Regions from separate parts of the Homo sapiens genome. Here region 2 is linked to region 1. Evidence: chromatin loops called from intact Hi-C (ENCODE). Cell type or tissue: Calu3. All regions are shown on one strand. Links, peaks and the distances in the headings refer to the core of each region. The heading gives the core; the rest is flanking DNA. Region 1 overlaps PKD1L1 (polycystin 1 like 1, transient receptor potential channel interacting). Region 2 has its middle 17 kb from the start of ABCA13.

Region 1 (15,466 bases), core at 5,118-13,117:
AGACGGGGTTTCACCGTTATAGCCGGGATGGTCTCGATCTCCTGACCTCGTGATCCGCCCGCCTCGGCCTCCCAAAGTGCTGGGATTACAGGCGTGAGCCACCGCGCCCGGCCCCACTCTTGCATATACTTTTCTATACCTTCCTGATTATCTACAATGAGCAGATATTTCTTTTGCATTAGCTTTTAAAATAAAAAATACTTCAAAATACTTTAGAAATTATTAATTTTAATAAGAATGATGCAAATGAAGCATAATATTCACTCCAATCCTGCCATCCTGACTAGTAAAACTGGTTTATTTTTGTATGCTAGCTTCTAATATCAGGCATATAATTTTATGTAAGTGTAATAGCAGCACCACGATACTTTGGTTTGCTGCTTTTCTCACTTAAGTCCATTGCTTGCTGTCATTTGCTCTGAGATGGTCTTTGTTCCCCAAGATTGGTGGAGTTGTGGGCCTCAACCTCTATACCTGCTCCAGCAGAAGACCCATCAACAGGCAATGGCTAAGGAAACCCGTGATGGTCGAGTTTGGGGAGGAGGATGGCCTGGTAAGGAGAGCCTTTCTCAGTATCTCTACTTCATTTAGGCTGTGCTGGCTGATTTTTAATGTGTTTATTTTACCAAAGGCAAATTTTGCTTAACTTGTTTTCTTTGTGATGACAGGATAATAGGAGAAATAAAACGACATTTGTATTACTTCGGGATAAAGTGAATCTCCATCAGTTCACTGAGCTTTCCGAAAACCCCCAGGAATCTCTACAGATAGAAATTGAATTTTCCAAACCTGTTACAAGGGCATTTCCCGTCATGTTGCTAGTAAGGTGTGTTGATGGTGACAGCTACAATGAGATTGGAGTAAGACATATTGTCCTTAAGAATGTTTTGTGACAAAAAATCAGTGAATTAAATTGTGTTTTTAAAGCAATAATGAGGCTCATTGTTTAAAGAAATTGTTATCTATTCTGCTGTTTGGATGCTAAGCTTCCTGACTTTGGTTTTTGAGTTTGAATTCCTGCCTGTTAACATTATTAGAGTGAGAAGCATTATAATTATTAGTGATAATGCATACAGTCTCATTTAGAAATCTAATTCTTTCAGTATAGGTCTGAGCAAGATTTTTTTTTATTTTTCCAAAAGGAGAAAATGTGTTTAAATTTATATATCTAAGGAAACTTCATAAAATAATTATTTTTCTCAGGAATGTTGAGTTCATGAGATTTGTATAGGCCCCAGTTAATAAATAAATTACCTGGGAAGGTAATTGACTATTGGGAAGGTAAGTGACTATTGAAAAGATTCTTTGAAATTCTACAGCAAATGTGCTAATGGAAACCACCAGTCTGCAGAGTTCGTTGGAGGTCTGGATGGGCAGGGCCTTGATCACCTTCCTTCTCGGAGTCCCCGTGTGTTTAGTCTATGTGGCAAAGATGCTCACTGTTCTACTGCTCCTGGTTGGTTAGGTGGGCATCTCAACTAGATTAAAGGGTTCTCGTGAGCAAGGCTGTATCTTACACAGGCGCTGTCCACACAGCCCTTAGCACGCAGTTTAATCTCTGCTTATTGGCCTGACTCTCATTCTGCCAAATGAGCTAAGCATTCGATGTCTAAAAGTGGCTGTCTGCTTAGAGTTTGGATTTTAATTTAATTCTTTAAGTCACATGCAGAAAAGGTAAATCAGTTCTGAGGAATTTCTGAGTCTAACTACTAAGACTACTACTTAGTCTAGTTTTGTGCTTGCTATCTTTTATCTGCAAACAGGTTACGGTAAAGAGTTAACACAAACATGCAAACATACGTGTGGGTGCTGCAGTGCCCCTCCCTAACCACGTGTAGCCAGTGCTGTTTGTCTTATTCCTACAGACTGTGCTGGCCATTCTTGTACTTGTTTGCTACTGAAGTGTTTGTTTGGTTTTTGGTGTTTTTTTTTTTTTTTTTTGGTTTGTTTGTTTGTTTGTTTTTGAGACAGAGTTTCATTCTTGTTGCCCAGGTTGGAGTGCAATGGTGTGATCTCCGCTCACTGCAACCTCTGCCTCCCGGGTTCAAGTGATTCTCCTGCCTCAGCCTCCCGAGTAGTTGGGATTACAAGTGCGCATCACCACGCCCAGCTGATTTTGTATTTTTAAGTAGAGATGGGGTTTCACCATGTTGGTCAGGCTGGTCTCAAACTCCCAACCTCAGGTGGTCCGCCCATCTCGGCCTCCCAAAGTGCTGGGATTACAGGTGTGAGCCACCGTGCCTGGCCAAAGTGTTTGTTTTTAATGAGATGCAGGGTGAAAGTGTTATGTAGGAGTTTTTACTAAGAGACCAGGTGGTGTTGTGGAATTAAGCACATTGACCCTTTTTAGTCCCAGGCTACCTCCTTGCAGTGACAAGGATGTTTTGCACAAATTGAGTAAACTCTTGATAGAAATTTGACTAAAACCTTTGAGAGAGAAGAAAAAAATGAGAAATCCCTATTTTGTTTTTATCTCCTAGATTCTCTGAGAAACCTACTCCCTCTGATTTTCTTGTGAAGCAGATCTACTTCTGGGATGAGTCAATTGTGCAGATTTATATACCTGCTGCTTCTCAGAAAGGTCAGTGAACAGGGCGCCTTATTTTCCCTTTCTGTTTACATGATTAAAACATCCCCTATAACCTTTGTATGTATAGTGGTGTTTTTCTTTATTCATGACAAAAACATCAGAATCCTTTCTCTGCTTGCTTATAAACAAACTGCTCCACTATAGATCCCACACATGGAAACTGCCCCATGATGAGCGCCATCCTTGTGATGCAGTGGCTGGTGCTGCTCACTGCCCTACCCATCTCTTCCCAGGTGGTCTCTGGCGCCTCCTCCTGATCCTTAGGGCTCTGCTTGTGCTCAGGCTAAGTCTTTGCCTGAAGCACCCTCCTGCCTTGCTTCCCTCAAACTAACCTCTGCTGAGCTTCCCTGACCTCAGAGTTGACCCAGGACTTCTGAGACGTCTCTGTGTCTCACGTATCAATAGGGCACAGGACCCCCTCTGAAGCAGTGTGGGGGCAGAGTGTGAAGTTTGGGGCTCACCCCTTCTCCGTGGTCTGCCCCTGGTGGCTTAGGATTCTGAGCCTCAGTAACCCCTTCCCCAAAAAAGCAAGAAACTGGAGCTCAGTGGGCTGAAGTGGCACCCACAGGCAACTCACCAGACACGCGCCTTACACTGACTTCCACAGGCCCTGGCCCTGGAGAGGAGCTGGCTTCTGACTGTCAGTGAGTGCGCCAGACCCATTGTCTCTACATGTTTACTGGGATATAGTTATTTTCTTCTGAGAACCAGTATTTGTTTCTTTTAAAAATGAATCAAACTGTATTGCTCATCAAATTCAAATTCTCAATGGTATTTTTTAATGTTGCATTTCATGTGTTCTTTTTCACAGTTTTTATTGTAATTTCAAGCTGATAGAAAATTAGAAAAATACGCACAACATATACCCATATCCTTTTCCTTGAGATTCACCATTTGTTGATTTCTGCCACATTTGCCTTATCTGCATGTGTACAGGTGTGCACATGTGGGTGGGGGATGTTTTTGAGGGAGAGGACAAGCCGTTAGAGAGAAAGTTGCAGGCCCCATGACATACCACCCCTGAATACTTAAACATCTCATGAAAACAAGGGCATTCCCTACAAAACTCAGTACATTATCATAAGGAAAAGAAATCAACATTAATTCAAGAATATCTATTCTGTTATCCACATTTAAATTTTTAAAATCCCCCCAAATGCCTTCTATAGCTCTTTATATTTTTTAATCAGAAGTAGGTCAAAGTTCATGAATGCATTTTGTTGCTGTGTTTTTATATAGTCCCTTTAAAAATCTACAACACCCTCCCAATTTTTGCCTTTTTTTCAGACTTTTTTTTATGAGCTTAGGTTAGTTATTTTCTGCATGTTGTACATTCAGGAAATTGCCTGACTGTTTCCTCATGATTAAATTCAGTTCACAGATGATTGGCAGCATATTCCATAGGCGATGGTGCTAAGTTTGGTAATTTGCTTGGGGAAAGAACCTCCAATCTCTCCATTTTCCCCTTTGTGAGATGATACTTTTGAGACCACCTTAGTATCTTCTTGCCTTACAAACTGTCACCCCATGATTTTAAGGATCCATGGGTGATATAGGTACATAGAAGGCTACAAAACGGTGATTTGCTAATTCCACCATGAATTAGCTGGCATTCTTCAGTAAAGAAGAGCTTCAGTCTCTCTCTGTCTTACTCTTGCTCTCTTGTCTCTATGGTGCATGGTGTTTCTTAAAAATTCAATGTGTTAAAAAAAAAATTCAATGTGTTTAGTTCACCTCCATTATTTTACTTTTTGATGCACAAATTATTCCAGTGGGAGCTCCTCCAAGATGCTTCCTGAGGTTTTCTTGACATGACATCACAATCCTCAAGTGCTTCTTTACTTTCTGGGACACCAGCGTGTCCTGGCTTATCCTGTGTTTGGCCAGCCCTTCCTTGGAACCGGCCATGTCCTCAATGAGGCTTGGCTCATTGATGGGAAATGACATTAGAACACAAGAACTGCGCATCACATTTGCTCATTGCTATTGGGGCGTCACTGATTTAACGTCTGTGTGTGTGTGTGTATGTGTGTGTAAAATGAGTTAATCACAATGCCTTAATTCAAATCCAACACCCAGGGTTCCTTATTACTTTCTCCCATTGTGTGTTCAGATCCCCATTCTCCTACAGTGAGAATTCCAGTTGCCAAAATATGAGAACTTGAGAGCCAGTTTCCAAAGAGCAAAATTCACTTTGCTCTATCCTACAGTATACACCAAATCGTTTTAGAATTAAAGCACCTGTACCCCTAACAATCACAAACCTACCAGATAAAGTTCAATATTTCTTTCTAGATTTTTTGTTTAGTTTTGACTTTACATTCTTACATGATATATTACAGTAAGAGCACATAGTCAAAAGTTAGTTGAATTAATTATTTTCTCTGTGGGTTTTTGCTATACGTTTTATATACAGCTAGGTTCACTTTTTTGCATGTACTTAATGCTAAGCCTTACTTTTATCCTTTTTTTTTTTTTTTTTTTTGAGACAGAGTCTTGCTCTTGTTGCCCAGGCTGGAGTGCAATGGTGTGATCTCGGCTCACTGCAACCTCTGCCTCCTGGGTTCAAGCGATTCTCCTGCCTCAGCCTTGTGGGTAGCTGAGATTACAGGCATGCACCACCAGACCCAGCTAATTTTTGTATTTTTAGTAGGGACAGGGTTTCACCATGTTGGTCAGGCTGGCCTTGAACTCCTGACCTCGGGTCATCCATCCTCCTTGGCGTCCCAAAGTGCTGGGATTACAGGCGTGAGCCACGGCGCCCGTCCCCATTTTTTAACATTAATTTATGTTTTGAATTTGTGAGACATTTTTATTGTTCAGATGTCTAAAGCACATTTAAAGATGTATGTATTCAGAGCTAAATCTTTCAACAGCCTTATTCTTATACCTTGTTATCACCTAGTCCTTATAGGTAATTGTTTTCATTTGTTTCCTTTATTTTATTTTATTTCAGTAGTTTTTGGGGAACAGGTGGTTTTTGGTTACATGAATAAGTTCCTTAGTGGTGATTTGTGAGATTTTGGTGCACCCATCACCCGAGCAGTATACCCTGCACCCTATGTGTAGTCTTTTATCTCTCACCCCCTCATCCTTACCCCTAAGTCCCCAAAGTCCTATTATGTCATTCTTATGCCTTTTCATCCTGATAGCTTATCTCCCACTTATAAGTGAGAACATAAAATATTTGGTTTTCCATTCCTGAGTTACTTCACTTAGAATAATGGTCTCCAACTCCATCCAGGTTGCTGCAAATGCCATTATTTTGTTCCTTCTTATGGCTGAGTAGTATTCCATGGTGCATACATACCATATTTTCTTTATCCACTCGTAGGTTGATGGGCATTTAGGTTGGTTCTGTTGTACTAGTTTACATTCCCACAGGCAGTGTAAAAGTATTCCCTTTTCACCACATACACAACCAAAATCTATTATTTTTTGACTTTTAAAAATTATGGCCATTTTTGCAGGAGTAAGATGGTATCTCATTGTGGTTTTAATTTGCATTTCCCTATTACTTAGTGGTGTTGAGTATTTTTTAGCCATTTACATATCTTCTTTTGAGAATTGTCTGTTCAGGTCCTTGCCCACTTTTTGATGGGGTTATTTGTTTTTTCTTGCGATTTGTTTGAGTTCCTTATGAATTCTGGATACCAGTCCTTTGTCAGATGCATAGTTTGCAAATTTTTTCTCCTACTCTGTTGCTTGTCTGCTTACTCTGCTGATTATTTCTTTTGCTTTGAAGGAGCTTTTTGGTTTAACTAGGTCCTATCTATTTATTTTTGTTTTCATTGCATTTGCTTTTGGGTCTTGGTCATGAATTATTTGCCTAAGCCAATGTCTAGAAGAGTTTTTCTGATGTTATCTTTTAGAATTTTTACAGCTTCAAGTCTTAGATTTAAGTCTTTGATCCAGCTCGAGTTGATTTTTTACATAAAATGAGAGATGAGGATCCAGTTTTATTCTTCTACACGTGGCTAGCCAATTATCCCAGCACCATTTGTTGAATAGGGTGTCCTTTCCTCACTTTATGTTTTTGTTTGCTTTGTCAAAAATCAATTGGCTTTAGGTATTTGGCCTTATTTTTGGGTTCTGCATTCTGTTCCATTGGTCTACATGCCTATTTCTATGCCAGTAGCATGCTGTGTTGGTAACTATAGCCTCGTTGTATAGTTTGAAGTCTGGTAATGTGATGCCTCCAGATTTGTTCCTTTTGCTTAGTATTGCTTTGGCTATGTGATTCCATATGAATTTTAGGATTGTTTTGTCTAGTTCTGTGAAGAACAATGATTATAATTTTTTTTTTCTTTTGAGACTGGAGTTTCACTCTTGTTGCCCAGGCTGGAGTCCAATGGCACGATCTTGGCTCACCACAACCTTCACCTCCTGGGTTCAAGTGATTCTCCTGCCTCAGCCTCCTGAGTAGCTGGGATTACAGGCATGCGCCACCACACCCGGCTAATTTTGTATTTTTAGTAGAGACAGAGTTTCTCCATGTTGGTCAGGCTGGTCTCGAACTCCCGACCTCAGGTGGTCCACCTCAGCCTCCCAAAGTGCTGGGATTACAGGCGTGAGCCACTGCGCCCAGCCTCGATGATTATAATTTTATGGGAATTGTTTTCCTGATGTTTCTTTTTGGGAAAATAAGCCCATGCATACCCACATTATTTCCCCTTATTTCTTACACTCATTTGCATTGTGCTTTTCTTACTTAAATTACATATTTAGAAATCACTCCGTATGTATTTATTCATCGATATCTTTTTTTTTTAACTGCTATGTGCTTCTCCATTGTATAGATGGACCGTAGTTTATTCAGCCAGTCTCCTATGTATTCACATGGAAGACTTGTGCATATACTGTATTACATGTAGGGGGAGGAGTGTATCTTCAAGTTTAATTCCTAGATAGGCTGTTCCTGGGTCGGATGGTAAATGCCTATGTGGTTTTGGTAAGTATTGTCACGTTTACCTCCAGCAGTGTCTGAAGCTGCCTGTTTTCCCACGTCTTTGCCAAAAGGATGTATTTTCAAGCTATTGAGTTTTGCCAGTCTTATAATTGAGAAATGTTCATTTTAATATGCATTTTATATGAATTAAGTTGGGTATTTTTTCATATATTTAAAGCCATTATCCACTTTTTTTCTGTGAATTGTTCATATATGCCCACTTTTGTATTGAGTTTGTTTTTTCTTGATGTTTAAGAGCTCTTTATATGTTAGGGCTATTTTTAAAATAGTAATTTATCCACCATTTCTTGTAAGACTCTTAGATTTTGAACCATCGTTCAAAATTTATTTCTTATGTCCAGATTATAAAAGAAGTCATTCATGTGTTCCTCAGTACTTGTGCAGTTTGTTTTTGTTTTTTCTTTCATATTTAGATATCTGATTTGCTAATGTTTATTATTATTTTTTATAGCATGAGGTGCCCATATTTTTACAAAGGGCTAATGTCTAGTTGTCCCAACACCACTTATTAAAAAGTCTTGGGCAATTTTTAAATAAGTAGAATGTTAAATACTTCTGCTTCTAAATATAAAAAGTAGGCTAAACATAAAAAAAAAATGATAGGCTAAAACTCCATGGGTCATTGTGCTGTCCTTACCAGAATGGGTTTAGACCCTGGGTATACTGAAATTTCGCAGGCTGGCTGACAAACTGGCGAGGAGCAGGAAGTGGGCTTGAATGGCAGCTAAAGAAACTGACTCAACCCTCTTCCATCCCCACTAAGGTCAGGGGGTGTGGCCTGTTCAGGGTGTCAGGGGGCACTTGGAACATACGGGATGCTAGAAACACTGTTTTTCTTCCCAATTCTCTACCATTCCTCAATTCGTATCTGCATCCAGGAGCTTTGACTGGGTGGATTTAATCCAAATTTAAATGCTTCGGGGACAGGAAATGGCTAGAATTTGATGCTGTCTTTCAGTTCTTGCTCATCTGTAGTCCTTGTCCCCACCTATCTGCCTACTCTGTCTGCGTTTGAAATGGAGAATGCCTTTCTGCAAACCTCAGGTTGTACTTTTTATTTATGTTTTCTCTTTTTAGATGCCAGTGTAGGCTATTTATCCTTATTGGATGCTGACTATGACAGAAAACCTCCAAACAGATATTTAGCTAAGGCAGTGAACTATACAGTACATTTCCAGTGGATCCGATGCCTGTTTTGGGACAAGAGAGAGTGGAAATCTGAACGTTTCTCTCCACAACCAGGGACTTCTCCTGAAAAAGTGAACTGCAGGTATAGACACATTTGAGAAAGAATCTGAGATTTTTAGTAAATGACTGCCTTGTCTTCTGCATTTGGCCCAACCCCTAGAGCCTTTCCTGAACCTTGTCCATAAGAAGCTGGAGCTCTCTTGGTTTGTACAACTCTCCAGCCTGTGTCAGTTCTCTCATAGCCAGTTCGTGTGTCAGCCTTGGTTCTCCCACTCTATGGGCTCCCAAGGAGCAAGGGCTGCTTTATAGACTGTCCTCGTATTCCTCCTTCCCGTACCGACTGTCATGGAGGAGGTGTTTAGTAAGTGTCTGTTGAAGACATGAGTCGGTGGATGAGTGATAGATGAACCTGTCAGTTTTCTTATCATAGAAGTGCTGACATCCTTTGAGTACGCAGTTTGTAGTCAGGCAGGTGGGACCCTCAGCTCTCACCATGCCCCCATGTTGCCCTGAGAGTCCCTCATCTTCAGAGGACCCTCCACAGCCTGGTGGTGAAGGTGTGCTTTCTGAGGCAAGAAAAGTCTCTGCGCAAACATGAACAGCCTCCTCAGGAATTTCTGGGCATATGAGTCATGTCACTAAATTAGAAATTGTTTGTCATCTAGCTGACAGACTAACAATTCTATAAGAGGCTCAGATCATTCTTTTTTGTTGCCCTTACCTTTTCATTAGGATAAACAATTATTAGTCATATTTAGAAGCAGAAATAGTCATTTCCTTTTAAAAAACAAATAAGCCATAAGACATTATATTTTGTGATTTCCTGCTAGGAGGCAAATATATCCAGATCATACCGTAGCAGTGCAATTCATAGCCATTTATTGATTTTCTTATGTTACACTCTTAAATTTTTCTAATGCCATTGCTAGGAGCACATCCAAACTTACTGGTAATGGCCCAATATTTTGCTTCCATATTAAATTATTGATAAATGCATTAATGCAATCATTCATTCTCCATTACGTAACTACTCTCTGCTAGGCACTTTTTTATGAGCCAAGGGTACAAAAATGAATAACAGGCCAGGCGTGGTGGCTCATGCCTGTAATCTCAGCTCTTTGGGAGGCTGAGACAGGTGGATCACTTGAGGTTAGGAGTTTGAGACCAGCCTGGCCAACATAGCGAAACCCCATCTCTACTAAAAATACAAAATTAGATGGGCACACACCTGCAATCCCAGTTACTTGGGAGGCTGAGGCACAAGAATCGCTTGAACCTGGGAGGCAGAGGTTGCAGTGAGCTGAAATCACGCCACTGCATTCCAGCCTGGGCAGCAGAACAAGACTCCATCTCAAAAACAAACAAACAAAAAATTTAAAATAAATCAATAACACCTAGGACCTGCTCACAAGATAATGAGGGTGAGATAGACTTTATTTTTAAAAAAGGAGACAGTGTTTACAGTGATTGTCAGGGTAGGATATTTGTAATGCCAGGAACTGGTGCTTAGGCAGAGGAGTTGGCCAGAGCTTGACCAGCAGCACAGCTAGGCTGTGACTGGGACCCGAGAGCCTCAGGCTGCAGCCATGCTGTGGAGGGCTGTCATGAAGACCGCCATATGCTGTGGAGTCTTGCATCTCAGGACAGCCTCCATGGGAGCCATGTGCCCCAACACGCAGATGTGAAGAACTCTGGCACATCAGAAGTGTCCCTCATTTCTAACTTAGGTGTCAGGTGAATCTTTTAAACTGGGTCTTAGTCATAAAGTTATCATTATTGCACTCTTTCTTCCTTTTCTCATTCCTTTAACCAACATGCCATTACACTGTCAACAGCTGCTCTCTCCACACATTCTGTATCCTCATCCGCATTTCCCTCCTAGCTACCATCGCCTCGCGGCATTCGCTCTCCTAAGGAGAAAGCTGAAGGCCAGTTTTGAAGTGAGTGACATTTCCAAGCTACAGAGGTAAGTTCCATTTCCTACATAAAGACTTCATAGACTTTATTTGTTTTACTGTTCACTCAGGATGCCCACATATAATTCCGGGGGTGCTTGAAATCCATGTTACTTACTATCATTGCATTTTTGAAATGTGCATATTAGTAGATAATTATCTTTAAATATTATATAGTTGAATATATACTTATATATCTTGTCTCTCTATACTTGAATTCACTGATGAGAGATTTGTAAACACAAGAAAGTCAACATACTTTTCATACTTTTAAGTTTAGTTTTAGTTCAGTGTGAATTTGGTCAATTATTATTGATAGGGTTGATATCTACAGTGACAATAATACCTAAAGAGCCTGTCCTGGTTTATGTTTATTGTCACAGCCTAATTATTAATAGCTCCCTCTTTCTCTCTCTGGAGTATCCCATTTTAGATAATAGATTTAAAATGTACACTATTTTTATAGCCACTTTTATATGAAATGGTTATATTTAGACTCTGAGATATGAGTAAAGTGAATGTAAGCTGATATGGACAGGAACCTTCCCTGTCTTATTCATCAGTGTCACCCTACATTTAATACAATGCTTAGAGTAAATATTTGCTGAATGAATATCTAGGGCAGAGTCTGCATTTTCTGGGGTGTTGAGTGTTAAATTTTTTTCTCCTTATATTCATATAGTAAGAAACTCTACCTTACTTTATTATTTCATCAATCGTATTACTTTATAGACTAGTTGGTGGACCAGATAATTAGTAAATAAGATATGAATTGCTAATGCAACAGATGTTGGGTGCAGAACAGGTCACTGGCCATTCAGTGATCAGGGCTCAGAAGACAGCAGCCTCAACCATGGTGTCTGCGGCATTGATACCACTGGGGCTGGGGCAAACCATGGGGGAAGCAGCCCTGGAAGATGTCCAGAGAGAGGCAACACCTGAAGTTCTACAGGGGCTATCTGGCCAGAATCCGAAAGGTTTCAGAGTATTGTCCAGGTGGAAGGATGTGAGCACCCTGCAGAGCTCGTGGGGCAGAGCTCTGAACAGGCTCTATCTTGGTGGGAAAAAAGAGGGCAGGTGAGAAACCAAGAGCAGAGCCCAATCCTCAGATTAAATCAAAGAGCAGAATGCTAGGGGATGGGGCGGGCAACATCCCCGTGTGACATAGACCCTGGTGCCCACCCTCTGAGATCCCATCACAAATCTGTAAGACTCCAGTTAGGTTAGAGTCCCTGCACAGCAGCTTGATATGAATGTCATTCTACGGAACTGTGGGCATTCAGTGATCTCACCCCAGCCAGTGTTGGTGCCTGGGAACAGGTAGGTAGAGGCTACAGGTAGGGAACAAGCAGCACCATCCACAGGGGCGGTGGGAGGCACAGGCAGGGTCTCCAAAACATTGCCAATGCCTCCTAGCCTTGTTCTGCTAGCAGGAGAGGGAGAGAGGGAGGAACATAATGGCACCTGCATGTTTCAAGAATTTTGTATATTTGTATTGCTTAATCTTTACAATAGCAGCGAGACTGGCATTCTTAGCCATAGTTCACAATGAAAGTTCCTCAGACCCAGCATGGCACAGCCACCTAGCACAGAGGCTGGTCCATTACAAGGTTTCTTTGGTTCTGGAGTCCATGCTTGTGGGGTGCTGCTCACTGGACCACAGGCCAGCTCCCTGCCTTCAAAGCCCTTCTAACTCAGCTTCCAGCAAGTGTAAAAATGTATCAGTGAAGCCCAGCAGGGACTTTTGTGTGTAAGGGGCTAGGGGTGGCAATCAGTCTTTTCCTATATGTCTATTTTCATGAGCAATTTTCTTTATATCTCTCCTTTTGTTTATAGCCACCCAGAAAACTTGCTTCCCAGTATTTTTATTATGGGTTCTGTGATTCTTTATGGATTTTTGGTCGCTAAAAGTAGACAAGTAGATCATCATGAAAAAAAGAAAGCTGGTTACATCTTTCTGCAAGAAGCTTCCCTGCCGGGCCATCAGCTATATGCGGTCGTCATTGACACTGGCTTCCGAGCTCCGGCCAGGTTGACCTCAAAGGTAGCTCGAGCATCTGGGGGTACTCTTTGATGGTGTCTAAGCAGTGTCAACATCAGAAGTGAGGATTTGGTGATTTGGCTGCCCCGTCTGTCACCTGTCACAGCAGCCTCATCTCATTGCTGAGGCAAAGCTTGCCCGCCCTTTCCACTGCCCTCCCTTGGCCTGCACATCTGTCAGGGTGAAGAGCAGACCCCTTCACCTTCTGCAGCTGCTCCAATCCCTTCTCCTTCTGTCTCCACTGTGGAAAGCAGCCCGGGGAGATATGTTCTGTCTCTGAGTGGATCTTTGAGACTCTGAGAATGAGTTGTACTCTTCTGAGCTTGGGGCTGAAGACAACAGTCCCAGAGAAGCTGGTGGAGGATGAAGATGGGGTGGGAAGAAGGATGCGGTGGAGGAGGAGGAAATAGTCTAGCACTGGGCCCAGTGGAGCAGGGGTGCCGCGGTGAGCTGTGGAGGTGAGGTCTGCAGGGGCAGAAATTGAGCCCGGCAGAGCCATGTGCAATTCGAAGTGCGTGTGACACAAATCCCTCAGAGAGGGAGACTCCCTCTGCCCTTGGAACTCACGCTTCCATTTCCCGAGGGAACCATGGTTACTTTATGGAAGCAATAGGATTGGGGTGTGGATGAGAAAGAGTTAGATGGGAGGATGAATAAGATGGGGTGCCACAGTGCAGTAGGATAGATGGGGACACAACACATTTTTAAAGCTTATGTGGTCCTTACTCACCATAAGCCCTTCGTCTACCAACTGTATATTTAAATTGTCTTTCAGATAAACATACATGTATATATTCACAAGCAATGCATACACATAGGAATGTTCTTAACCTAACAAAGGAAGATTTAGTGGTGAAGCTTTAGATGATTTCTAAGGGATGTCTGCTGTCAGCACTGCTATTTATCATTGTACTAGAAATCCTGGTTAAAAACAATAAAGCAAGAAATAAAACAGGAATATAAGTTTCCAAAAGGGAGAAAGAGATGGTTCTTCGTACAGGATGAGGTTGTCTACATAGCAAATGAAGAAGCATCTTCACTCTAATGATTAGCACTAATAACATTAAAGAAACTTGCTGAATTTGTGATTAAGAAAAAATCATCAAAATAATCTCTATAAAACAGCAATAACTATTTATAACATGGAGTTGAAAACAAGAACCTCTTTGTCACAGTAAAAAATGGTGGGGTGCCTAGAAGTGAATTCATCAAACCCCACATACAAGACCATCATGAAGGAACTATCCCTGATATGCATAAGAGATCCAAATAAAGAGCTATGTTCATGGATGAGAAAGCCGATTTTCCTTTGTCATTTCTCCCAAATTAATCTATAACATTAATAATAATAGTGTGAATGAAATTCTATTAATATACCCCCTTTACAAATGAAAACCTAAGGCATAATGAGGTTAAATCCAATTAAATCTATTCATAATTCCAGGACAGTGTTTTGTGGAACTTGGAAAACTGATCCTAAAATTCAGGTAGAAAAGAATACAAGAGAATTACAAGACCAGTCATGCCAACTCTCAAGAGAAGAACAAGGCAGGGGCCTCCCAACTCGATATCCAGGCTTATTTTGAAACTGTAGCACCTGAGATCGTGTCATGACCTCGGGAGAGGTACTGAGGAGGGATTTCTAGGGAAGACTAGAGGTCTTACAAACCACAGGAAAGGGTGCACTGTTTCAAAAAATATTTTGGAACAATAGCTGCCCTTGTAGAAAAAGGTACTATTAAATCTTTACATCATACACACAAAAAATGAACTCCAGAACATTAGAGACAGAAAGGTGAAAACACAAAGTTTAGAAACTAGTCAAAGAAAATATACACTTTCGAGTAAGGAAGGATTTCAGAAACAGAAATATCTTTCTTAAATGAAAATTTGATAAGTGACATTACATCAGAATTGTTCATTTCTGTGTGACAGAAGATACCAGTGAGAACGACAAGCCCAGCCAGATTGTCATGTGCCTCCCCAGGGTGTGCCCACAGGTGCATGGGTACCCTACTCTGCGTCCAGGCTCCTCTGGCATCTCCCTGCCAAACCACAGGGAGGAAAATGGTGTGCCCACCGTGGTGTTCTCCCGCCCTCATGAGAAAACAAATGCCCTCCCGAATCCTAGTTGGGATCTGGCTTTTCTAGATCAAATAGGTGAGGAAATGGCCAATTCTACCAGGCTCCACTTCGAGGCTCTCCTCTGGCTCTCCAGGGAAGCCTGGGACTGGACGTGCCCACTCATCCCCTGGCTCTAGGCTGTGGCACTCCACCGTGCAGATGGTTTTGAGGAAGGGTGGGACGCTGGGAGAAAGTGCGAGGAAGCCCTGCCCAGCATTGCATGGTGTCTGCTGTGAAATAGCCTGAGTTCCCACCCCTGTTCTTTGTTTTGAGGTGTACATTGTTTTATGTGGCGACAATGGACTGTCAGAAACCAAGGAGCTCTCCTGTCCAGAGAAGCCCCTGTTTGAAAGGAATTCCAGACACACCTTTATCCTGAGGTATTCCAAAATATTTCACTGCTAGATTTGGGAAAGAGAGGCCAATCAGAATTGGTGTAACCTTATCACAAATACAAAACAGTAGAATACATAACATTGGTCTCTAATAGTGAGCATCGATTTATATACAAACAATTTTATGATGTATTTTTAGTTTATTATTCTGAGTAGATTAAACAATAGGTTTATGCGAGGCAAGGAAGGAAGGAGGGTGGGGAA
Region 2 (15,466 bases), core at 2,824-10,823, 310 kb before region 1:
AAGTGGGATTTATTGGAATGGCACTGACTCATGGAAACATGTGGCTTGGGAAGAGAAAGGATAAAAGAGTGGGGGATGAGGAATATTTGATTCCTGGGTAGCCAGGTGGTCACCCATGTTATAAAGCCACAGCTATGTTGAGATCAATTACTAAAGGTGAAAGTTACCAATGGAATTTAGAGATGGATCCTACTCTCCAGGAATTGTTTCTTTGGATACATAAGGAAATGCAAACTAATAAGGAAAAAAAAAATATTCAATCTTTTGGTGACTGTTATCTATAATGGCTAAAATGAAAGTAAAAGAGGGTGCTGAGTCAGAACTTGAAGCTGGATCAAACTCAGATGTGGTCCATCTGAGCTCAGGATTCTAGCCTCAAAGTCAACAACAAAGGAAAATATTATGCAGGAACAACAGAAAGTACCTCTGAGACTTGTGGTTACCAAGAAAATAATCAATATGAAGGAAGGGCGAACCAACTAACTATTGAAACCAAATGGTATAGTGTGAAGGAATTGTTCCATTTTGTAGATCAGTAATATCAGCTTCCTGAGACATCTTTACTAAAATGGATTACAAGAGTGACCAATTTAGGGGCAGTATCTTTGGTTTTAAATGTTACAGAGCAGAAAAGCATACATTTGGATTGATGTGGGACCCACATCTCAACACTGAGCAACTGCAGACAGTTTTATATGATCCAGACACATAGGAGGTTATTCCTGAGGGAGCAACCAGGCAGCCTGGCAGACTAGATAAAAGACACTGTAAGTTCTGTTTACCCCAAGAAGGGGGATGCAGAATTTCTCCACAGATACAGCTCTTCCCAAGAAGGACAGCTTTTCTGCTACTCTTGTATTTCCAGTCCCTCAGAATAGCTATCTCTAAATATTTCCAAATATATATATATATATATATATATATATATATATATGAAATATTTTGGTTTCCTTCACAAGCAAAATAGTATCTAAGCCATGAGGCAGAGGTGACCAATGTCCCTTAGGATGGCACTCTCCTCACACAGTGCTGAGCCGCTGCCCAGGGCGATGCTCAGCAAGGGACTTCCTAGCCCCCTTGCACTGGGCCAAGTGGCTCACTCTTGCCACTGAAGGTGAGGGGAATACCGTTGTCACTTCCAAGTCCAGGCCCTCAGTGTCAGTCAATGTTCTCCTCTCTCCATTAGAGGCCCTAGGGGATGGCAGAACAAGATTGAAGCAGCCTGGGCCCTGGAACCCCACATGTGTCAAAACCCCCTGAGCAAAGAGCATCTGGTGGGCTCCTTGGTGAGCAGAAACAAGCAGCCCTGAGCTGAGCCAGTTGTGTGTGGGTGTTAGTGAGTTAAAGCGGCCAGTGTGGCAGAGTTCTCTAGAGAAATTCTCTTCCCTGTCTCCTCTCCTCCACCCTCCATCCTTCCCCCTGCACTTCCCTTCCCTGTCAGGGCTCCAGCCTGCATAAGTGACCCTGAGTTGCAGCAGTTCCATCTCCTGCCCTTGTTCCTCCAGCCTGGAGCCCCCATTGGCCATTTGTTACCCTAATTGCCGATTTCTGAGTCACTTCACCATTGCCTCCCTGGCTTCTTGGCTCTTCCATCACCTATAGAAGTTTTCTACATTAAAATTTATCTCTTTATAATATGCAACATTAACTTGTATTTTTCTTGTTGATCCTGTTGATACATAGTCCACCAAATGGTTCATAAAAACCAGCTTCTAGGGGAATGGCTGAGTCAGGATTTGAGGCCGGCCTGCCATGGTCATCAGGAAGGAGCATCTGCCTCTCTCTCTCTCTCTGTCTCTCTGTCTCTCTTATCTCACTAAGATGCCTCACTGATACAAGTGGCTGAAAGAGAACAGAATTTGTCCATAGAGAATCCTGGGAGCCCTGCTTTCTGTCCTTCCCTTTCTCTGTAAATAACCATCTCAACTATCCACCTCCCCTTTAGCACAGCTTAGAGGCAGGAAGGCCAGCAGGAAGAAGGCTATCACAACTGTCCAAGGAGAAGGGAATAAGGGCCTTTGGCAGGGGCTGAGACATGGAAAAAGTACAAAGGAATTAATGATGACATAATTCAAAGAAGGAGAGAAGGAGGAGAAGCCAAGGGTAGTGAAAAAGTGGAGGTGGGAGGTTTGGGGAATAGTAAGTAGCTGGATTTCCAAGGGAAGTCAGGTTCTGGCACTGGAATCATCCAGGTGGGAGTTCCAGGTCCAACCTGCAGTTAATGACCAGCGTGACCTTGGCCATCCACAGCTTTATCGTTTCAATCAGTACAACATGAAGAGAACACCATGGATGAAATGTGACTAAATACTTAATACAACCCTCATTCTCCTAATGCTACCTGCTCCCAGATTCTTCCATCCCAAGACTGACTCACTTCTTGCCATCTTCCCTGATGTCAGCCACCTGCCTCAGCAACCACCTCTTCCACAACTCTCTACTCAGTGGATGATGTGCAAAGAGGAAAGCATTAAAAGTCCATATGCAGCCATGACAATCAAAGGAGAAAGCCACGAAAGCAAGGTCATCAGTCTCTCTTCTACTATAATGCACAAAAGCGAAGGTTTGCTAGTTCAACGGTGATTAGGAAATGAGACATTTACTATGAAACCTATATCACAAGAAGAGTCCAAGAAGGGAAGGAGGGTGTTATGGACTGAATTGCCTTCCCCAAAAAATTTAATGTTGAAGCCCTAACCCCCAATGTGACTGTATTTGCATATGGAGCCTTTAGGGAAGTCAATAAAGTTAAATGAGATCATAAAGCTTAGTCTTACCTAATTTGATAAGACTGGTGTCCTTACAGGAAAAGAAGAGAGAGCAGGAGTGGACACACACAGAGGAAAGGCTATGTGAGGACATAGCTAGAAGGTGGCCAGCTATAAGTCAGGAGGAGAGGCCTCACCAGGAACCAACCTTAGTGGCACCTTGAGTTTGGGCTTCTGGCTTCCAGAACTGTGAGAAAATAGTTTTCTCTTGTTTAAGCTGCCCAGTTTGCGGTATTTTGTTATGGCAGCCCTAGCGGACTAACACAAAGGGGTTAAAAAGGGGATGTGCAACCTAAACTTGCATTTGGGTGCCTGAAGATGAGTCTTACTAAGGAATTTAAGGTTGATGCTCACACCTTACCTAGATCAGGGAATTCCTTTGACCCTGAAAGGCGCTGAGAAAACCATGGAGTTAGCAGAAAAGTCTTTATATGAAAGGATCCAGAGGATGGAACTTTTTGGAAATCATGTCTAAAGCTGAATTTCCCTCAGAGGAGAACCGGTCCCTCTATACTCACTACAGAATCACAAATTATCTGTGTAGGACAGACCGCATGCCTCATGCATCAGTCATTGTAAATCAGAATTCCATGTCTACTGGTGCTTTCTCACAAGACATCTCATATTGGTTTACAAAAGTAACATTTGGCTTTATGACTAATAACAAAACTTGCTCCCAGTCTCTGCTCTTTTTTGCCCCTCTACCACCCCCCACCTTTTCAAACTGAAGCCATTCTACTTGATTATTTGAATGGAGGTTTTATTCCTTAGAGAAGTGGATGGGTAAGAGTACATGAAGCCCCGCACAGACCAGAGAGGGAAGGAAGAAAGGAGGGCTTAATCCAGGAAAGAAAGGAATGAAGAACAAAGGCCCCTGCAGGCCAAATCTAACTTATCTCTTTCCCAGCTACACTTAAGTCTAATGCTGCTTGGATGGAATAAGTTTCAAACATAAATTGAGTTGGTCAGAGCTGAGTGGTTCCCAAAGAGCCTAGCAAACTGTCAGATGAGCATGCAATCGACTTGAATGCATGAGATGATCAAGAAACACTTGACTGATTCCTTTGAAAGGTTATGGTAATGTGGTTTCAAAGTTGTAAGTAAAATATTCCGTGTTTTCAGGTAAAATTGCCTCTTTGTCTCTGTTAAAAAGCTTTATTAAAATTAGGGGCAATAAGCAATTAGAAGTTTCATAGCTTAAAGAACTTTCATGACTCAAATGCTTCATATTTAATTGTAATTTATAAATCTTGAAAATAATCGCCTCAAAGGTAATTTAAATAACTTACTTTTTTCTGATGCTGAAATTCTCTCTTGCTAATTTCTGTAATTTCTCATTAATCTGAATTAGTTTCCCTTCTTACACTAATAAAAAAACATAATTTCAACTTCTGTCTAAAGAATGTCTCTTCAAAAGATAATAAATGGATAGGGACAAGTGGTTTTCAACTTTTAATGCTATTTAGTGTCCACTGAGCTAAGAAAATTTAAAAGAAATCCTCAAAAGTCTACTAACAATTACTTTTATCCATTGAAAGGAAAGTTGCCAACACCTAGATTTTAAGGGCATTGAGTAGAATTCTCCTTTTCATCTCTTTGAGAGAATCTGAGGTTTAAACCATGCTCCTTGCATCTTCCATTCAAGCAAAATTGTATTTCTCCAGGTGAGAATATGAAATGCAATGTCTGTTTACTCTGGTGTCAGAGCCTCTAGGTCTAATTTGAAAGCATAGGATGGCAGAATATAATGCAAAATCTAAAATTCAATTAGCAATAGGACTTATGGATTACCATTCCTTCAGTGTAAGGATGAGGGAAGAGAATTCACCCTAAAGGAGTTGTTGTCAGGCTAGGGCGGTGAGGAGCTGATGCCTCCCAAATCAACATTCTAGAATCCTGAGGACCTCAGGAAGAAAACATCGATATCCAAAGAGAGGGAACAACTTTATCAAAGCCAATGACAATGATTATATTTGTACAATGTCTTGCAATTTCCAAAATATGTTTAAATGGGCCCTCTGTGATGCTCACTAAACCAATAAAATAGGTAGGTATTACATGTTTTATTTTACAAATGCAAAAACTAAGGCTTGATATTTCACTGAGTAAACAGAGGCAGTTAGAATAAAACTTTCACAGAATCCCTCCACCAAATGGACCAGCTTGCCTCGTCTTTACTAACACCATCTGCCTTCCCTCCTGACACAATGGCTTGACTCACTTTGTCCCTACCTAAAGACAGCTCCCCCCTGCTGCACTGGCTGCATCTCGTACCCTTTGCAGGATCATCAGTTTTACACCCTTTAATGAGCACACAAACACGCTAAGATTGCTACCATACAATAAAAATCAGTTCCTCCAAGTACTGCACTGTATCTTTATTAACATCAGAATTCTTCAAAATAATTGTCAATCTTCTGTCATTGCTTCTCCACCTTTTAGCTAAGATCAAGTGTATATTGTTTCTGTCCACAACTCTTTATTCTATCCACCTTAAATCCATGGCTGTCAAGCTCTGTCCTTACCACTCCACTGACTTTTCTTCTGTGATCTCCATGCTCCATGTTTCCACATATAAGAGCCGGACCAAAGCTAACCTCTTCCTGCGTGACCCCAGCAGTGGTGTTTGGCACAGTACTTCATTCTTCCTCACCATTTTATCTTACCTCCCCTCCCACCTCTCTGGCCCAACCTTCTCAGTCTCTATCATTTCCTCCTCCTCTTTCCATCCTCTGAACTTCAGAGTGTCCTGGACTCAGCGTTTGCCAGTTTCTCCTCTCACCCACACCTCAGCCAAGCTCATGGCTTTAAATACCATACCACTCATGCACTCACTGCTCCCAAATTTGTACACAGGTCTGATCTCTCCCCTTACCAACATTCACGATGTTGGATGGTCCTGAGCAATCCGCCACATCTCCCTGTCTCACTGCTGAACTCTACTGAAATGCCCACATTTAAATTTGGGCTCCTGTCTCTAGGGCCACAGGCCCTTTGTTGCTATGACCTCTCATCCTGACCATGAGACCTCTCTCCCCCTTTTCTCAGAGACATAGAGAACCCTCAGCTGTTCTTTGACATCCCTGGTACCAAGAGTAACTCCGTGGGACTATCTCTGCCTCAATGACCCCCTGTCATCTCTATTCTACCACTCTCATGCCATGAGAGCACAGATTCCCTGGAAGGCTTTTACCGCCCAGGTCTTCAGGTGGAAGTGGAGCACTAGCCTCCTCTACACTCAGGTCCCAAGTGCTATTTGGGGCTGTGTTGTCTCCACCTTGGAGATAACATGGTAGGGGAGAAGAGATGGGTACAGGGTCCCTCTTAAAACTATTTCCATTCAGTTTTTCCTAATAGTCTCATCCATTTGTATTTTAGACAAATTTATCTAGACTCCTAGAGAGTAAATTTTTTAAAATTTGATAAATATTCTTCCAAATTATCCTGCCTTATATCTGGACCATGACCTTTTTACTTCAAAGCCAAGATTTAAGGTTCTGTTTCCAGTTAGGATGGATTAAGACCATCCCACCCTATCTCCCACTTACTGCAACTAATATGTCTTAAAATAGTATAGAAAAAAGTTATTGAAGAATGTTGAAAAGTAAATAGAAGCAGAGAGACTGCACAGAGAAATCAAACTCAGCAAATAACCCAGATGGCAGTAAATTTTTTTCCCTTTTTCTTAAAATTTGGTTCCTCTCATATTGCCTTACATAGAGTTTGGGGCAACCGAAATCCTGGAATTGTGACATATGGAAAAGGCTCCAAGGGAGAGAAAAAATAAAAACACACACTCTTACACTCACCAGAGAACCTACAAAAGAGTCCCTGCAGTATGGAGCTCTGTCGCGTCTCCCAACCCTAGTTCCGGTGAACACCCATAACAAATCTGGACTCCTGCAGTGGTGGCAGTGGTGATAGCAGCCCCGCAGCCTCCATGACTTGCTGCTTTGCCCTGAAGTGCACGCTGTCATAGGAAGCATGCAACAGCACAGAAACGCTAAAGTACCAGCTTCCTAACTAGGGCACCAGGAAAGAGTGACCCTAAGAATTGCTATGTGTGAGGAACATCACAGAGTAGAAGGAGCTAAAGACGAGAGCCTTTAGATCAATGTGTAAAGTCCTGAGATCATCCGTGAGCTATGGAATGGACAAGAATCAACATAGCAAAGACTTTGAGAACTAAACTACAACATTGAACACTCTCCAGGACCCAGACTGGCCCCTAGGTGGCACACATGTAAAGCAGACAAAATAGCACTGCAACAGCTTTGAAATTAAATTAACATTGAATGCACAGCCTAAAGAAAATGGGTCAAGACTTGCAGAGCAAAGCCAACTAAGTTAACTGCCTGTTAAAATAAAGCAAAACAGGCTGGGCACTGTGGCTCACACCTGTAATCTCAGCACTTTGGGAGGCCAAGGCAGGTGGATTGCTTGAGCTCAGGAGTTTGAGGCCAGCCTAGGAAACATGATGAAACCCCATCTTTACAAAAGCAAAAGCAAAACAAAACAAAACAAAAAAATAGCAAGGTGTGGTGGCACACACCTGAAGTTCCAGCTACTTGGGGGCCACTGAGGTGGATCAACTGATGCCAGGAGGTCAAGGCTGCAGTGAGCAGAGATAGCACCACTGCACTCCAGCCTGGGCTACAGAGTGAGACCCTGTCTCAAAAAAAAAAAAAAAAAAAATCAACATTCCCCCAGAAGATTTTATTAGGACCCAAAATCTTGTAACATAATATTCAAAATATCCAAGAGAGAATCCACAATTATCCAACATACATAAGAGCCAGGAAAACCTTTTTTAAAATTCTCAGAGGAAAAGGCAATTAACAGATGGCAATCCCAAGATAACAGAGATGTTGAAATTATTAGATAAATATTTTAAAGCAATTATAACCATGCTCCATTAGGTGACAGCAAACACTCTTGAAACAATTACACTAATTCCTGGCAAAGAATTAGTGGCTATAAAAAAAGAACCAAATGGAAAATTACGGAAATGAAATATAAAATAACAGAAATAAAAAATTCCCTGGAGAGGCTCAATAACTGAATGTATATGAAAATTAAAGAATCGGGAAGCTAGAAGATAGAGCAATAAAAATCATCTAATATGAACAACAGAGGGAAAAAGATGATTGAGAAAAAAAAGCATAGCCTGAGGAATGTATGAAACCATACCAAAGACTCTAACATTCTGATCAATGATGAGCCTGAAGAAGAGGAGAAAGATATTAGCACAGAAAAAAAAAAAAAAAAACAATAAAGAATACAGTGATGCAAAACAAAAAGAATAATTCATGAAAGAAAAAATTATAATTTGAATTTTTCAAATTCAAACATGAAGAGACATATCAGTGAAGAAGATACACATTAGCAAATAAGACCATGAAAAGATGTCCAACATCACTAGCCATCAGGGAAATACAAATTAAAATCAAGCTGGGATATCACTACACAAGTCTTAAAACAACTAAAATAAAAATTAATGTAAATACCAAACGGTAGCAAGGATGCAGTTAAATTAGATATCTCATACATTGCTGGTGAGATGACTAAATGGTATGCCCACTCCAGAAATAGTTTGGTAGTTGCTTTAAAAATTGAGCATACAGGCCAGGTACAGTGGCTCACGTCTGTAATCCCAGCACTTTGGGTGGATTACCTGAGGTCAGGAGTTCAAGACCAGCCTGACCAACATAGTAAAACCCTGTCTCTACTAAAAATACAAAAATTAGCTGGGTGTGGTGGCACGTGCTTGTAGTCCCAACTACTCAGGAGGCTGAGGCAGGAGAATCACTTGAACCTGGGAGGCAAAGGTTGCAGTGAGCTGAGAGTGCACTGCACTCCAGCTTGGGCAACAGAGTCTCAAAAAAAAAAAAAATTGAACATACAGGCCAGGAGTGATGGCTCACACCTATAATCCCAGCACTTTGGGAGGCCAAGGTGGGCAGATCGCTTAAGCTCAGGAGTTTGAGACCAGCCTGGACAACATGGCAAAATCCTGTCTCTAAAAAAAAAAAAAAAAAATTAACTGAGTGTGGTGGCAGATGCCTGTGGTCCCAGCTACTCAGGAGGCTGAAGTGGGAGGATTGCTTGAGCCCAAGAAGTTGAGGCTGCAGCGAGCTGAGATCACACCACAGCACTCAAACCTGGGCAACAGAATGAGATGTTGTCTCAAAAATAATAATAATAAAAATGAAAACTGAACATACCCTTACCATATAATCCAGCAATCATATTCGTGAGCACTTATTTAAACAATGAAAACATGTTCACACAAGATCCTGTACATGAATGTTCACAGAAACTTTATTAGTAATAGTGCAAAACTGGAAACAACCAAAATTTCCTTCAATAGGTGAATGATTAAGCAACCTGTCTCCATACCAATGAAAATGAATGGATGGCCGGACACAGTGGATCACGCCTGTAATCCCAGCACTTTGGGAGGCCAACATGGCCAGATCACCTGAGATCAGGAGTTCAAGACCTGCCTGGCCAACATATTGAAATCCTGCTTCTATTAAAAATACAAAAATTAGCCAGGCATGGTGGGCGCCTATAATCCCAGCTGCTTGAGAGGCTAAGGCAAGAGATTCACTTGATCCCAGGAGACGGAGGTTGCAGTGAGCCGAGATCATACCACTGCACTCCAGTCTGGGCAAGAGAGTGAGACTCTGTCTCCAAAAAAAATAAAAAATAAAAATAAAGGAAATGAACAGACTATTGATACATGCAACCTAGATGAATCTCAAGGATATTACTGAATGAAAAATGTCAATCTCAAAAAGTCACATACTATATAATTCCATTTATATGACAGTCTTAAAATGACAAGAGTATTAAGACGAAGCACATATTAGTGGTTGCCAGGGATTAGGAATGGGGGTGTTGCACATGACTAAAAAGGGCTAGCGTAAGGGAGATGTTTGAGGTGATAGAATAGTTCTGTATCCTGATTGCAGTTAGATGAATCTGCATGTGTGATAAAAGCGCACAGAACTGTACATGCACATTGTGCTAATGTCAGTTTTCTGATTTTGGTATTATGCTACAGTTACATATGATATAACCACTGGGAGAAACTGCAGGAAAGTTACATGGGATCCCTCCATATCATCTTTGCAACTTCCTGTGTCTATACTTAGTTCAAAATAAAAAGTTTTTTTAAAAGGGTCATAGAACAGTAAATCCAAAAAAGTGAACTGTATGTTAAAAAAAAAAAATTACAAAAACAAGACTTGCAGGCAGAGCTTCAGTCTTCTCCTGTTCTGGTGACCAGTTCTCACACACATGGAACTCACAGAGAAGAATTGAATATCCAGATTAAAAATCAAAACTCAACTGATCTGTCAAAGTAGTATCCACCTCTTTCCATAGAACTGGTACAGGAGTTCCCACGTGACTCCATGTTTGCCAAAAAACACATAGGAAGAGGTGTTCAACTGCAGCTTCACTGAAAGTTTTCCTAACTGTTGAGAAGAGAACACCAGACGAGATGTCTTTGTTTTGGATGTGACATCTGTAACAGCCATGGCCATTCACCAAGCACAAAAACAAAGTCAATCCACAAAGGAAGGCAGAGTGAGGAGAACCACAGAGAAGTGGGATTGGGGCCCGGTCCAACACCACACTGATTCTGAATCCACTCTCCATCTGGACCCCTTGTAATGTGACATAATTAACTTCTTAATTGTGAAGTCAGTCAAAGTTGGGATGGTTACCTGGAGATGAAGCCATCCTACATGAGATGGTAAGAACCTTCATTAACAGAGAACTCGCTGGATTTTCCTTGGTTTTGGAAGTTGTTCCCAAACACAAGTGGGTATCAGAATCACTTGCAGGTGATTAAACCATAGATTACTCAGTTCCATCCACAGACTTTCTAATTTCTTAGGTCTGAGGACCAAGGATTGCATTTTTAAGAAGTTCTCAAGTAATATTTACATTGTTCTTTCAGAGCTACACATGGAGAATCACTGTTTTGGACTAATTGCTTCAACTCTTTCCTGTTAATTCGAGCTCCCCTGCAGGGCAGTGAAATTGCTTGGCAGGAACACACCTGAATCCCATGTGATTCAAGGTAACTCAATCCCAAAGGCAAAAAGCATAAGGGAGTCATTTACTTTCCACAGTAATTACCCCCACCCCAGGGACAACATCCTCTATGCCATATGATAAATAATTCTTACATGAATAAAATTATCACTAAGCAAGCCATTCAGATTGTGATTATTTGGAGATTAGCAAGAATAGGATTCATTTTGTGTGACATTAAATAAAAATATCTTGCAGCTAAATCCTGAGAATGACTTGCTCACACCCATTTGGCAAACTGTTATCAAATAGATTCCTATGTTCTGAACACTCTACTAAGCACTGGTTACAAAGGTAAGTTGTCCTCTCTCCTTAAACTCACAATTTAATAAAGGGAAGATTTCAATATTTACGCTATGATGAGGTTTTCTCTAATAGTGGAGAACACAGGGTACTGCCAGACCACAGAGAAAGGAGGTACCCATCTTCACAGAACTCAAGGGAGCCCTGTGTGGGCTTCCATTTGTCAAACAGTCTACAAATAATTTTTATTCAATGATTTTCCTTGATCTTCACAATGACCCTGCAAGGCCGATACGGGCATGAACATTTTTCTCATTTCAGGAAACCTGAGGTAAACTGAGGCTCTGGAAACAGAGCTCACTTACTATTAAAGAGCAGGCAATGATGCAAACTCTGGACTCTGACATGACCCTCTCTCTCCCTTATCCCCAGCCCCTTTGCAGGACATCCCTGTCAACTCCAGTGGTTCTCAGACAGTCTGATCTTTTAAGGATTGCTAAGGATCAAAGGATTGATGATTTCAGCAAACAGCTAGATAATAGGCAGGACTGGCCCATTAGTCATAAAAGATCTGCTTTAGAAAATCTGAGAAATGTGGCTGGGCATGGTGGCTCATGCCTGTAATCCCAGAACTTTGGGAGGCAGACACAGGTAGATCACTTCAGGCCAGGAGTTCGAGACCAGCCTGGCCATCATGGCAAAACCCCGTCTCTACTAAAAATACAAAAATTAGCTGGGTGTGGCGTCACCCACCTCTAATCCCAGCTACAGATGGGAGAATCACTTGAACCCAGGAGGCAGAAGTTGCAGTGAGTGGAGATCACACCACTACACTCCAGCCTGAATGACACAGTGAGACTCTGTCTCATAAAAAGAAAAAGAAAAGAAAAACTGTGAAATGAATAAACTATGGTGGTGCTGTCTTGAGGGTAACTACAGATCAAATCTCTGACTTGAGGGTGGATTTCTGCTCGTATGACATGGAAAGCTGATAACTACCTTTTGAAACAATAGAATTGGTTTTGCTTCAATGGTGGTTGTTTAAAACACGCTTTTTTCTTCATTTTCTCATTTGTTTAAAGAAAATTAAGACCCATTAAGGTGGTACTCTTTCCATTATTAATCTGTATCACTTTAGAGTTTACACAATTTGTTTAGTGACCTTTTCCTTCACTTCTCAATAACCAGCTGGTACTTTTTCTTAATATTCTATTTCATATTCTGGCTCTATAGTATATTTTAATTTAAATATATTAATTAGATACAAAGTGAATTCTTTTGGCTTTTCATATTATGAAATGAGAAAAATCCTTCCAGTTTTGCAAAATTTTTGCTAGACTGAATGCTATTGAAGTTTTCAGCAATTGCTTAAAGTTTAGAGACATTTTACAGATATAACTTTTTAATTATTAAAATTTTTTAAGTTACAGGTTTAAATGTCAGAAAAATATATTATGATCCATTTTTTTTAAAAAAAAGGGAAGGGAGGGAGGAAAGGAGAAAGGGAAAAGGAAAGGAAGGAAAGGATGAGTAGTAGGGAAGAGGAGGGGAGGGGAAGGGAGAGAGAGGAAAGAAGAATGCATGGAGGGAGAGAGGGAAGGAAGGAGGGAAGGAAGGAAGAAAGGAAGGGAGGACTGAAGGAAGGAAGGAAGAAAAGGAATGAAGGAAGGAAGAAAAGGAAAAGGAAGAAAAGGAAGGAAGGGTGAAAGCCATCACAAACAGGGGGAAGGATTACAGGATTGAGGAGGCAAGCAGTTACATAATGCACACTCTGAGGACTTGTAAAAGTAACATCTAGCACTTCAATGCTTTACATTGCCAAGGGTGTTTCAAAACAAAAAGAAAACTGGGAAACAAAAGGGGGAACACACTCCTCTGAAACTGGGCTATGGTATAGACCAAATGGTCTACCCATACTCCCAATCAAATTATAGTAATCTTTCTTAATTTATATGCAAGATTTAACTCTTTGAAGCCCCAATCATTTGATTGCTTGGGGCAAACAATATAATAGGAAACTCGGTCCAACTGTGGCTCATAAGAAGTACAAGTGCTGCCGCATTGTAACCCTGGGTCCCCAGTTTTGGGGTAGCACTGTGAAAAACTACCCACTTGTAACTATTGCACCTTGAATTCCATGAAGAAGCCCAGCACCTGAAAAACAAAAAACAGTTGGATCCAGAGATGCTAGATTTGGAAATGAACTTCAGTGAACTCCCCTCATTACCATACTAAAATCCTCACCCAGGGAGGAGCTTACTCAACTTTTCCTATACATGCGATGTGTGTAGTAGCATGATTAGCAACTGCACCTGCACTGACTTGACTTTACCTCTACATACAATGACTCAGCTCACCAGCCCAGTAAAAGCCCTGTTTCCACCATCGCTCAGGGAAGCACTGCTTTAGGAACTATGCCTGGTGTCCTCCTTACTTGTTACAAATAACAAAACCCCTGTTAAATCCTCCTTGGTTGTGGTCATTGTGACACAGGAGTTAAAAAGAAATTATTTAGGCAGATAGTGAGGGTAAGAATCCTTGGTAAGGTATTCCTTTTAATAAAAAGTAGCCCCCAATTTTTTTTTTTTTTTTTGGACAAGTTCTTTCTCTGTCACTCAGGCTGGAGTGCAGTGGCATGATCTTGACTCGCTGCAACCTCCACCTCCCGGGTTTGAGGGATTCTCATGCCTCAGCCTCCAGAGTAGCTGGGATTACAGACGCATGCCACCACACCCAGCTAATTATTTTGTATTTTTAGTAGAGACAGGGTTTCACCAGTTTGGCCAGGCTGGTCACGAACCCCTGACCTCAAGTTATCCACCCACCTCAGCCTTGGTGAGCCACCAAGCCCGGCCAAATCATTTCTTTTTTTAACAAAGAGCAGCCTGTAAAATCGAGCTGCAAACATAGATAAGCAAGCTGGGAGCTTGCACAGGTGAATGTCAGCAGCTGTGCCAATAGGAAAAGGCTACCTGGGGGCTAGGCATGTTCAACATGGTGGCTCCATCTTCTGTGGGAAAGAGAGTTTCTAGGGTGCCAGATGAGTTGGTCTCCCCTGTGTGAGACACCCAGGGGGAGCCATGGGCGGCCTCTGAGGAGAAAAGTCTCCTTATTGCCTTCATGTCTTTATGCCCGAGAGCATAACAGCTCCGCGGCATTCCACAGGTTGCTCAGGGAGATAACACTCCCTTGAAGCAGTGGAGTATAATCAAACATCTTGGCTCCTCCTGAAACCCACTCCCACCCATTTCAGTCCAGATAACTTAAAGATCTTAGTAGTTTAGACACATGCCTTTGCTCAGGAAATTCACAGAAACCACCACTGCTCTACATCTTATTGAATGACTCAAGAGTTCTCCTTCACTGATTAATCCTTTTCCTCATCCCTTCCTCCCCCTCCCATCTGCCCTAAGAACAAAGAGCTTGTAAACCAATAAATTAGGTGGAGCCCGAGAACTCTGGGCCATGAGCAAGCCTCTGACACTCAGGTCTCCTGAACCTGCCTTTTAAACTCTTATTCTGTCTCTTTCTAACTCCTTTGCCTCCGCTGGACTCAGGGTACCCACCGGGTGGTGTGGGGCTGGTTTTCCCAACATCTTCTCTTTTCTTTGTCAACCATGTGTGCAGTAAGGAGCAGACAACAGGGCGCTGGCCAGGTAGAGAACCCAGCTGCATAATAAAAGATTAGGGTGGGGTGGTCATCTTCTTTGCATGCTATGTAAATGGCACACCTGGTCCAACCAATCTTTTGGCCCCATGTTAATCAGACACTTCCTACTCAAGCCAGTCTATAAGACCCCATGCACTATGCAGTGGTCCAGAAAACCCACTCAGGAGCTCCTCTCTTTCTGCAAGAAAGAGAGCAATTCTCTTTTCTTTTTCTTTTGTCTATTAAACCTCCACTCTTAAACTCACTTTTTGTATGTTCACGTCCTTGATTTCCCTCCTGTGAGACAACGAACCTCTGGTATTTACCCCAGACATCAATGCCACTTCAAGTGAACTGTCACCCACCAAGCAATTGAACCCACCCTTTGTGTGAGTAAAAATCCCTGCCCAAAACATAATCCGTGGAAACCTTTACACAGTTATCAAGGTTGTTTTCCTTAAAGGCTGATTGGAGGTGTCAGGCCTCTGAGCCCAAGCCAAGCCATCGCATCCCCTGTGACTTGCACGTATATGCCCAGATGGCCTGAAGTAACTGAAGAATCACAAAAGAAGTGAATATGCCCTGTCCCACCTTAACTGATGACATTCCACCACAAAAGAAGTGTAAATGGCCAGTCCTTGCCTTAAGTGATGACATTATCTTGTGAAAGTCCTTTTCCTGGCTCATCCTGGCTCAA

Evidence for each region. Hi-C counts contacts between places; a loop is a spot of excess contacts. Peaks named below come from ENCODE experiments on the same cell type or tissue, not always from the same donor. Only the 100,000 strongest peaks of a DNase experiment are listed, where the experiment ranks them.
Region 2: it touches region 1 in a loop (6-fold over the local background); 2 of 110 quality-filtered maps call a loop at or near these places.

Annotation. Positions count from the first base shown.
Region 1 is chr7:47,840,242-47,855,707 of GRCh38, reverse strand. It overlaps PKD1L1 (polycystin 1 like 1, transient receptor potential channel interacting), which reads left to right. Exons shown (of 57, transcript NM_138295.5): 29 at 443-553; 30 at 669-826; 31 at 2,481-2,581; 32 at 8,637-8,829; 33 at 10,630-10,713; 34 at 12,539-12,746; 35 at 15,141-15,247. Among named protein-coding and RNA genes, the nearest start is that of PKD1L1-AS1, 53 kb to the right of the region's middle. In Calu3, for the core only: no CTCF peak of the experiment used is centred there; a DNase peak (open chromatin) is centred at 9,317.
Region 2 is chr7:48,146,503-48,161,968 of GRCh38, reverse strand. No RefSeq gene overlaps it. Among named protein-coding and RNA genes, the nearest start is that of ABCA13, 17 kb to the left of the region's middle. RefSeq lists an enhancer at 14,717-15,357. In Calu3, for the core only: CTCF peaks have their summits at 6,792 and 6,997 (motif pointing right); a DNase peak (open chromatin) is centred at 6,998.